Regions from separate parts of the Homo sapiens genome. Here region 2 is linked to region 1. Evidence: chromatin loops called from intact Hi-C (ENCODE). Cell type or tissue: B cell. All regions are shown on one strand. Links, peaks and the distances in the headings refer to the core of each region. The heading gives the core; the rest is flanking DNA.

The links. A loop is a pair of places that touch in the nucleus more often than their neighbours do. Peaks named below come from ENCODE experiments on the same cell type or tissue, not always from the same donor. Only the 100,000 strongest peaks of a DNase experiment are listed, where the experiment ranks them.
Region 2: a loop joins it to region 1, with 24 times the contacts of the local background. A loop is called at or near these places in 20 of 110 quality-filtered maps.

The regions. Positions count from the first base shown.
Region 1 is chr1:61,451,304-61,456,690 of GRCh38, forward strand. NFIA (nuclear factor I A) reads left to right here. Exons shown (of 11, transcript NM_001134673.4): 11 at 4,000-5,387. The coding sequence ends at 4,017. Among named protein-coding and RNA genes, the nearest start is that of NFIA-AS1, 200 kb to the left of the region's middle. RefSeq lists an enhancer at 820-3,215. In B cell, for the core only: a CTCF peak has its summit at 2,255 (motif pointing left); a DNase peak (open chromatin) is centred at 2,248.
Region 2 is chr1:60,845,492-60,850,878 of GRCh38, forward strand. No RefSeq gene overlaps it. Among named protein-coding and RNA genes, the nearest start is that of NFIA-AS2, 120 kb to the right of the region's middle. RefSeq lists an enhancer at 3,642-4,472. In B cell, for the core only: a CTCF peak has its summit at 3,340; no DNase peak of the experiment used is centred there.

The DNA of each region.
Region 1 (5,387 bases), core at 333-5,332:
TGCTGCAATGGTTAAATGAAATTTTATAAGCACATTCAGTGTGGAGCTGTTTTGCATTACATGAGTTGAATACCTTAGAGACGCCACATCTGCAGGCACTTTATTAAATCCTTAGTCAGCACTTTTCCAACCTGATGAGATTACTTCTTCATTTGACTGGAGAAAAGGAAAGCTGAGCTCTTGTCCTGGACTGCAGATTTCTTTTGATGTTTCACCTTGAACATTGAAAGAGGACAGTCACCCCACTTCCCTCCCCACTCCCGCTCAGCACATCCCAAACTCTAGACATTGTGAATGTTACCGACTAATTTTACGTAACTGGAGCCTTGGTGGGAGTGTGGATTTGTGGACCTCCACAACAACTATAGCTGAAAGTTTCTGAGGAAAAAATAGATCAAAGCTCTGTGTTTACTTAATGTAAATGTATCAAGATAACATCATCCTATATTGCATTGTAATAATGCCACTCACTGCACATAGGGAGGGAGATTCCTTTGTAGTCCATTTGGATACAGTAGGGTAGATTAAGGGGCTATAAAGTACGAAGGCAGAAAGCATATGAAACCTAAGCTTATGTCACTAAATGTCTGAGGATAGTTTTTGTTTAATGTGTTACCATTTTCCCAGTGATTTGCTGCTCAACCCCAACGATCGAATAAGCTCAGATTTCTTTTATGTTTTTCCTATATGACCCAAGAAGAAAATATGCAGAATCATTCTTCAATTAATGTTCTAAAACTTGTACTGCTTGCATAATAGAAATTATAAGAAAATATCACAAGAGAAAAGTAGGCTTTTACAAACATTATATTGTCCATCTGGTGTTACTAGCAGCTCATGGAAGTTTCTAGGAATTGACTGGCTTACACATGTGTGACTGTCACACTCATCCCAATGGGATTATGAGTGTCTTTACAAACTGATTAGGAGAAAATTCAGGGAGATGTATGAATTATTATTATTATTATTATTATTATTAGAACTATCTGCCATCTCTGCAAATAAATGATTTAATCAGAGACTTCAAAAAAGAAAAATTCCCTGTGTGGTTCCCCTAACCAACTTCCTGTTCTGGAAAACCTTGGTCAAGTAGCTGGGTTAATTGTCATGAAGATTAGTGTGATGTTGAAATAAGTACTAATGGTCAAATTATAGGAGTGAACAAGTTTAAGAATAGGTTTTGGTTTGGGCCTGAAAGGGTTAATTAAGGTTTTTTCACGGGTTATTAAAGACCCCCAACCTCTGCCTTCAGGAGTCATATTGACACCCCACCACAGGGCAGCTCAGCCCCTCTGTTGACATGTTGCTGGTCAGAGCACAATAGCCTTCTGTGTCTGCAAATCATTGCTAAAATCATCTCAAGGAAAAAAAAGTTTGAAAGCTTTAACGTTAGACAAAAGCCCAAGAGTTGCAGCGTGCAGCCCAAAAACCTGGAGTCAGCAACTTCTATTGATTAAAAACTAACCTTTAAAGTAACTCTGAGAGTGTGTGGTTAGCATTTAAATTTAAACATGTCATGAGTTGATTTGTGTTACTGAATACCAACTCAGAAGGAGTAACATTCACATCGCATTTTTTTTTTCTAATTCCCTTAAGCAGCTAAAGTATTTCATGAAATGTCAATAGGGCAAAAAGAAAAAGAGGTGGGGGGCTGATGCTGGGCCTTGTAGTTTTCTTTCCCATGCAAATATCCACCCCCCAAAAGAAAAGTGTGCAGAGTGAAACACAATAATTAGTCCTTTGTCTAACTTTCCCAAGTGCCAGAGAAAGACAGATTAATTAAATATACAACAATGTTGGTTTTTGGAGTGGGGGTCTTGCTTGCTGTGTAGGTCATAAATTAGGCAGAATAAATACTTCAATGTGTTTGCAGTGGGCCTGCTACGTCAGAACCACTGGAAGGTTGGTGGGAGGAGAGCAGAGGGTTTCTTGCTAATGATAGTCACGTCTGGGTCTGTCTGGTTGCTCTTAGCAACCAGACATGATGTAACACCAGGATGAACTTGAACTTGGGGGACTTGAAAAGAGAACAATAGACCAGAGCAATCAATAAAGCCTATTTCAGTGAAGGATTACAGAGCTGCTCTGGGGTAACCTTGTCGGCAAGGCACATACTGAATAGTAAGATGTGTGAAGAAACTTTTTTTTTTTTTTTTTTTTTTTTGCTTTGCTTTTTAAGAGAAGTGCAGAGGCACTGCAGATTTTTGTAGTGCCCTGAGGTCTCGTCCAGAAACTGTGGTGTGGAGAACTGCTCCCCCTGCTGACTCACTGGGTGCCAGGCCTTTGCTTCAAGAACTACCTTAGTGTCAGATTGAAGAAGTCTGGAATTTCACAACCGACTTAGAAAGTGTGAAAACAGAAATAGTAAGCATTATTCCCCGCACCCAAAGTTTGAACCTGTTTTGTAGAAGGGAGGAAGCGGCTCTAACGTGGATGAGAGTCAGCTGTTAGGTAGAGGCCTACTAGAAACACAGTTTGGGGTTTGCTTTCTCTCTCCTTTCTCTCCCCCTCTTCTTTCTTTTGTCCAGCTAGATTTAGGCCATGTGTATTTGCCAGGCTGATTTCCTTTCAGGACACAAGAGGCTTTATTGTGTTCCTCAAAGCATGTGGTCAAAGAATAACATCTGAAAGTCTACAGGATGCGTAGTTTTTCGGTCTGGGCTTAAGTTTTTTAAACTCCTCTGGAAATCAAAGGTGGCTTGTGTGACTAGGAAATCTTATACCAAACTCCATGTAGCTATCACTTAGCCATTCATCCCTGGGGACCAAATGAGTCCTTACATTACCTAATGGAATCTCTTCCACAGGGATGATCCTTCACCTGCCTGAAGCAACCCAATTAGAACCCTTTCTGATACCGTCAACTTAAAGAATTCAGAAGCATTGGTTTTTGTTAGGCCTTGGTAATTTTTCTGTAAATAATGATAAATGTAGTGAATTTGTCAAGGTATCTCTAGAGAAAAGTCGGCAAAAGCCACATACTTTTTTATTTCACTGGAGAAACTAACTCTGATGTTAGTCCATAATTGCTCATTCTGTCTAGCTAACAGAAAAAGAAATGCCAGCAGATAAAGTGATATATGACCAGACAATTGCTCAAAGCTAACCACCTAAGGATTTACGAAAGGAAAAGGTAACCAGTAACTGGGCCTGGCAGGCACACAGAAGGCTCTAAATAAATGCTGCATGGACGCAAGCATGAATGAAGGGTACGCAGTGGCCTCATTTTTCCTTTGGACAATGTGGTACTTAATAGAGTAAAATCTTGATCCTACTTAGTTATTATGTTTCATGTTTGAAAATACCATTTTAGATATATTGGGCTGAAAGGAGCATCTTCCCTCATAAAATCCTACATATGTAAGGAAGGAAAAATACTGTGACTTGCTCAAAATCACCCAGGAAGACTGGGTCCAGCACTTTTTCCACCTTACCTCCACTTATTCTTGTGTCGCTATTGACCATCTGGGCCTGTTAGGAGAGTGTCACAATCATGGCTTCAGTGCCTGCACCTCATTTGAAAGGAGATGTTGAAAATCATCAGAGTAGCCATTCATTGCCACATGAAACCCCTCCCTTTACCCATTCTCCATTCATTCAACTCTTCTTCATTAAGAACGTTCTGTATTCCAGGCACTGGGCTAGGCACTGAGGATTGAATGATAAACAAGATGGTCAAGTTTCCTGCCCTCCTATAACTGCCCCCATCAGTTAACAAAACCCTTATTTGTATTTCAAGTGAACAGAAATACCTCATTCTGTAAGATATACTCAGAATGTTGGAAAACCCCAATGAAGACAATGAATTATAATTTCAGAAGAATAAGATCAGTTTCAGTGTCACAGGATTTTTTATTGTCTGTCGTGCCTTTACTTTTCCCAGCGAATCCCTCCCGCATCCCTAACGTAGATCCTGATTTCGTGGTTGAAAAGGCAACTTCTAAAACACACGTTTTTACAAATTGTGATTTTAATTGTATTTTTCCTTTTGTCTTCCAGTCCTGGTACCTGGGATAAAAGTTGCAGCGTCCCACCATCCACCAGACAGACCACCTGACCCCTTCTCAACTCTGTAACATGGACGCAACCTCAACCCAGCGCAGTTACAACTTCACTATCAGCGGAAGGGGAGAAAAACCGATTCAAATCAACTTGTACATGGAAACAGCAAGCATTATGGTCAAACAGCAAAGGCCATAACCTTTTGGGATTTTTTTTTTTTTAAAATACTTTAGGGACTGTTGTAATTTCTCATATGGTGCTGGAAATGGTTGGGCTTTGTAACATTTGAAGTGTTTCCATGGTAGCGTGAGCATTAGGTGACGTGGCTAGCGGAGGACTACCCTTGCTCACTGACTTCCTGTTGTAACACACTTTCCTTACGGAGCCTGGCTGTTTCACAGTATTTCATGAATTTACCCACACAGGTGTGATCCTCCTTGAGCATTGAGGAGGCACATGGAGAACTAAATCTTTTGTAGTAGCTGAGATCTGCAATATATAACGGGACAGTCAAAGGGCAATGTTTTTCTGTAACATATTGGAAAAAGAAAATGCAGTTATATTCCTTTTTTATTTGTTCCTTTAGTTTGTTTTGGTTCAGCAGTCAGCAGTTAAGTATATAACATGGCCCGCAAGGACAATGAATCCACTCACATTGCAGAACAATTCCGAAAATGGCAAACTACTACTACTACTGTTCAGTTTTTTAAAAGTTTTGAAATGCTGCACTTACATTTAAAAAAACAACAACAACATTTTTTCAACAATTTCAACAATGACACAAAAATTCACATGGAAATGGGGAAGATGGTCTGTTTTGACAGAAACTGACAGGAATCAATCAAAACAATCGAATTTTGAATTGAGTAAAGTGCAATTTCATTGGATAGCTAAATATCTTTGTAAGATAGAGATTGTTGAAAATTCTATTTTTGTTTTTCTAGTCCTTTCACCCCAGGACTCTAAATTATTGGGGTAAAAAACAGCCTTGCAAGAAAAAGGGGAGCTATTTTTGCTTTTTATGTTTTTTATTGTTAAACTTGTATCCCTTTAAAAACTGAAGGAAATTAAAAAAAAAAAACAAAAAAACAAATCTAATGGTGCTTTTACCACAATATGTTAACTACATTAAATGCTAATTAATTATTTTCTGTTATCAAAGCACATGACTAAAATGAAATCATGGTATCTGTTAATTTTATAAGCTAGAAGTCACTATAATGGATTACGCCAATTCTAAAAAATTTTACACCTATCTGGCATCATAGGATTTATCAGTTATCAGACACCTCATTGTACCAGAGATTGTCCAGAAGTTTTAAAGACCTTTGCATCCCTGAACTGGGCTATGGGAAATAATAATAGTAATAATAATAATAATAATA
Region 2 (5,387 bases), core at 220-5,219, 610 kb before region 1:
AGGGTGATTATTAAAAAGTCAAGTAACAACAGATGCTGACAAGGTTGTGAATAAATAGGGACATTTTTACTCTGTTGGTGGGAATGTAAATTAGTTCAACCATTGTGGAAGGTGGTGTGGTGATTCCTCAAAGATCTAGAATCAGAAATACCATTTGACTCAGCAATCTCATTACTGAGTATATACCCAAAGGAATATAAATCATTATATTACAAGGATACATGCACACATATGTTCATTGCAGCACTATTCACCATAGCAAAGACATGGAATTAACCCAAATGCCCATCCATGATAGACTGGATAAAGAAAATGTGGTACATACACACTATGGAATACTATGCAGCCATAAAAAGGAACAAAATCATGTCTTTTGCAGGGACATGGATGGAGCTGGAAGCCATTATCCTTAGCAAGCTAACACAGGAACAGAAAACCAAACACTGCATGTTCTGACTTATAAGTGGGAGCTGAACAATAGGAAAGCGTGGACACCGCTAAGGGAACACCACACACTGGAGTCGGGGGGTGAGGTTGGGGGAGGGAGAGCATTAGGTAAAATAACTAACGTATGCTAGGCTTAATACCTAGGTGATGGGTTTATAGGTGCAGTAAACCACCATGGTACACGTTTACCTATGTAACAAACCTGCATATCCTGCGCATGTACCCCGGAACTTAAAAAAATAAGAAAGAAAATGTGAATTGGTATAGATATAAGTCAAATTTTCTCAAACCCAGTATTTTAAACAGTGATGAAGCTATAAATATGCTCGCATGATTAGAGTAGTAATTCTGCAGCTTGCTTGAGGCCACTCAAAGGGTACAAAAAGAAGATGCCATACCAGGACCCTCAACCATATCCTATTCCCCTCACTCATGTTCCTTGAGCTGAGCACTGCACTTCTAGAGCACCCTCAAACAGCTCCATAGATATGATCAGCAGGATGTTGAAGTACAGCTCCACGTTTCCAGACACCTGCTCATTGACACTTTCAGTGTCACAGTAGTCATAAATGTTGGCTGTCATGCCATAACCTATTCAGACCAGGTTCAAACATTTTATGGGTTCAGGACAAGAGTATAGCTAGAGGTCCATATACTGGATGTCTAAATTCAAAATTCATAATCAAACTAGTAAACTGTTGCATAAACTGCCTTCTATATCCCTACATTGACAAATATACTTTAATAGAAACAAAAATAAAAATATGTGTGAAGCTATTATTTTTATGTCACTGAAAATAAACCACTGTTCTACTAATAAGTGGTTGATGTTTGTTGACTACTAAAATAAAGGAATACATAATTTATAAATTGCTATACACTAATTCCACAAAATTTTCTTTCCTTCATTTTGGCAAAAAAAAATTTATGCTATTATAATCAAGATTGTCATATAATTTTTGTTCCTTTAGTAGTAACACCAAATTACACAATTATTCCTGAGTCACTGTAGTTCTTAGGTAAGTTTATACTAATTTCAGTTTAGAGAAAACTCACTCTTCAGAGGCAGGAGAAACTGGCATTATCAATAAAATTATTAAAATAATTAGATTATTATCTTAGATTTAGAAAGATCTTTAAATTTTAGGTAGAATATGCAAACATTATAGTGGGATTACATATGATAAATTATCACTATCATAGAAAGCTTTACAAACTATTATAATTTCATTGTATAAATTATCACTTGTCTCATGATTTTCACCATTTTAAAAACAGTAACCAGATTTAATAGAAAGGTGAAGAATCAGTATCAGACATCGTACATGTTACTTCTTCCTATATATAAATTTCAGGGTAATATAAATTTTAACTATTACAAAGTTAATAGTTCTTCATCTGCCACCTGTAACTCCTATAAATACCATACCAACTGATGTATCTCCAGAACCAGAAGACAGAGAAGCAAGAGAAAGTACCCTATATGTCACTGGGAAGTGATTCTTTATTGAGCAGGAATATCCATATTAAAGCTTTTTGAAAAGAAAGATTGGACAAATTGACTAATTCGCCTCTTCTTTTACCTAAATGCTTCAGTTGTTCAAATATTTCCCACATTCTAAAATAGGGACTAGCTTCAACATTGGCAATGACACAAACCACAAACCTTTAAAGCATGTTTCAGGGACGTATATTAAGAGATATTTAAAAAAAAAAAAAAGTTTTTCTTTGAGGTCCAGAAGATGTTACTTGTAAGAACAAATGTTTACGGTTGCATATGTCAGCCCTCAACAACAGATCCTGAGTGACAGAGGTGCCCATGTGCTCTTAAATAAATCTGTCTTTTTGTATTTGTGGTATGTATTATCTTTCAATACAAGGTCTAGAGCAGGGATTCCTATGGCTTAGGTCTAAAGATGTTATTAAATCTATTCATGGGACCTTGGGGCATACTTGCTGGGCAACGCTGAGAGAGAGGATACATTAGGGGGAGAACTGCGTAAATAAAAAGGAGGCCATAGGTAGGATAATAAGGTGTGTGTGTGTCTTTGCACATATGAGTGTGGAGTGAGCAAGTTTTAATTTCTCATTATTTAAGAGATATAGAAGAATGACATCATCAAGATGGGGGAATAGGAAACCCCAGACCCCATTCCCCAACAGAAACATTAACTAAACAACAATACACAGACAAAAAGTTTTTATGAGAACCTAGAAATCAGTTAGGAAGTCACAATACCCCCAGGCAATCTCAAAGCCAAGAGCAGCTGCATTGAAATGGATAAGAAATTTATTTCATTAACTATGTCAGCCCCTCCCCCAAGCCAGCACATCTCTGGGAGGAAAAGCCCAACATACAGCTTCTTTTGTGACAGGTAGAGAAAAGAATGAAATGTATGTTCAAAGTTTCAGCTTTTGAGGGGCTGCCCAAGGAACTGGTTTCTGTCTCACCTGACTCGGAAGATTCATGGGAACTGACATACATTGGATGCCTGGGAGCCACAGAGAGCAAAAGAGAGTCAGCGGCTTGTGGCAGTGCCAGAGAACTTGTAATATCACAGATAGAAATTAGCAGGGCTTGTTGTAATCAAGAGTAAGCACCTAGCTGTGGCTTTTTCCCTGGGAAAAAACAGGAGGGTGGTATGTGTGTCTAGCATTCTGCCTTTTCAGGGGGCTTCCTGAGGGACGAGTTTTTGCCTCATCTGATTCAGAGTCCTAATGGGAAACCAACATACCTTGTTTGCTTAGGGCCAGAGGGACCAAAAAAAAAAAAAACCTAAAAACTCAGTTGCTTGTGGTTGCACCAGAAAACTTATAATACTACAGATAGACACCAGAGGGAGCAAGAGATTACAAGCTCTGAAAAAAACAACTTGCAAACCTCTCTAATTGGGAGAAACCAGAGAAAACACATCTCCAGAAAAGATGTGAGAGGCCCTCACAACCTCTAGCTGAAATAACTGGTGAAGTTATTTCCCTGTATGAAGTCAGTGAGTAAAGACTAGGAGAGATGGCTGTTTTTCAAATGCATGAATACCAATATAGTTACAAGACACATAAAGAAATATGGAAACATATCTCAATCAAAGGAACAAAATAAATCTCTAGTAACCAACCCTAAAGAAATAGAGTTATATGAAGTACCTGACAAAGAATTCAAAATAACCATCACAAAGATGTTAGAAAAATGGTAAATGAACAAAATGAGAATATCAACAAAGAGAAAAAATTTTAAATAAACAACAGCAATTTTGGAGCTTAAAAACACAAGAGCTGAATTGAAAATTTCACTAGAGGGGTTCAAAAATAAAAGTGATGAAGCAGAAAAAAAGAATCAACAAACTCGAAAACAGATCATTTCAGATTACCTAGTCAGAAGAACAAAAGGAAAAAGAAATGAAAATGAATGATGAAAGTCTAAGGGACTTATGGAACCCCATCAAGCAGACTAATTACACATTATGGCTATTCCAGAAGGAAATGAGGGAAAGAGAGAGAGAGAGATTGAGAATGGCATAAAGATTATTTGAAGACACAATGGCTGAAATTTTCCCAAATTTGGGGAAGGAAATGGACATACAGATAAAAGAAGCCTAAAGGATCCCAATTAAGATAAACTTGTAAAAGTCTACATTACAATCAAATTGCCAAAAGTCAAAGACAAAGAGAGAATTTTGAAAGTGGGAAGAGGAAAGCTACTCACCATATGAAAAGGATTCTACATAAGAATATCAATGGGTTTCTCAGCAGAAGCCTTGCAGGCCAGCAGGAAATAAGAGAATATATTCAAAGTGCTAAAAGTAAAAAAAAAAAAAAAAAGAATATGGCAAAACTGACATTCAAAAATGAAGCAGAAACACTGAATTTCCCAGATAAAAGCTGAAGGAGTTCCTCACCATTAGACTTCCAGGCAATGCTATAGAGTGTCCTTCAAGTTGAAAGAAAAGGATGCTAAAGAGCAACACAAAAACATGTGAAAGTATAAAGCTTGCTGGTAAAGGTAAATCTATAAACGAATACAGAATATTGTAATGGTGGTCCATAAATCACTTTTAATTATAGTATAAGAGTTAACACAAAGCGTGAAGGAGAAAGAAGTTAAAGAGTAAAGTTGTATGTGATTGCAGTTAAGTTGTTATCAGCTTAAAGTAGGTTGTTATAACTATAAGTGTTTTGTGTAAGCATCATGTTAACTACAAAGAAAATACACATAGAAGATACATAAAGGAAATTAAGAAATGATTCAAAACATGTCACTACCAAAATGACAACACAAAGAGAGAAAGAAAAAGAACAAAAAGCTACAAGACAGAAAACAATTAATAAAATGTCAATCTTAAGTCCTTCTCTATAAGTAATTGCTTTAAATGTAAATGGATTAAATTCCCGATCATAAGACATCAAGTGGCTGAATGGATTTTTAAAAATCAAGATCTCACTATATGCTGCCTATGGGAAACTCACTTTAGATTTAAAGACATATGCAGGCTGAAAGAAAAGGATAGAAGAAATATATTCCATGAAAATGGTAACCAAAATATAGCAGAGGTAGCTATATTTATAACAGAAAAAATAAGCTTTAAGTCAAAAACTGACACAGTAGACAAAAGAGGACATCATATAATTATAAAAAGGGGCCAATTCACCAGAAAGATAAATCAACTATAAATGTATATGCACCCAACATCAGAGCACCCAAAAACATGAAGCAAATATTAATAGAACTGAAGGAGAAACAGACAGCAATGCAATCATAGTAGAAGATTTGAATACCTCACTTTCAATTATGGCTAGAACATCCAGACCGAAAATCAATAAGAAAAGAGTAAACTTGAACAACCCTATAAATCAGATAGATCCAATAGACAGATAAAGAACATTCCACCCAATAGCAGCAGAATTCACATGCTTCTCAAGTTCACATGGACATTCTCCAGTAT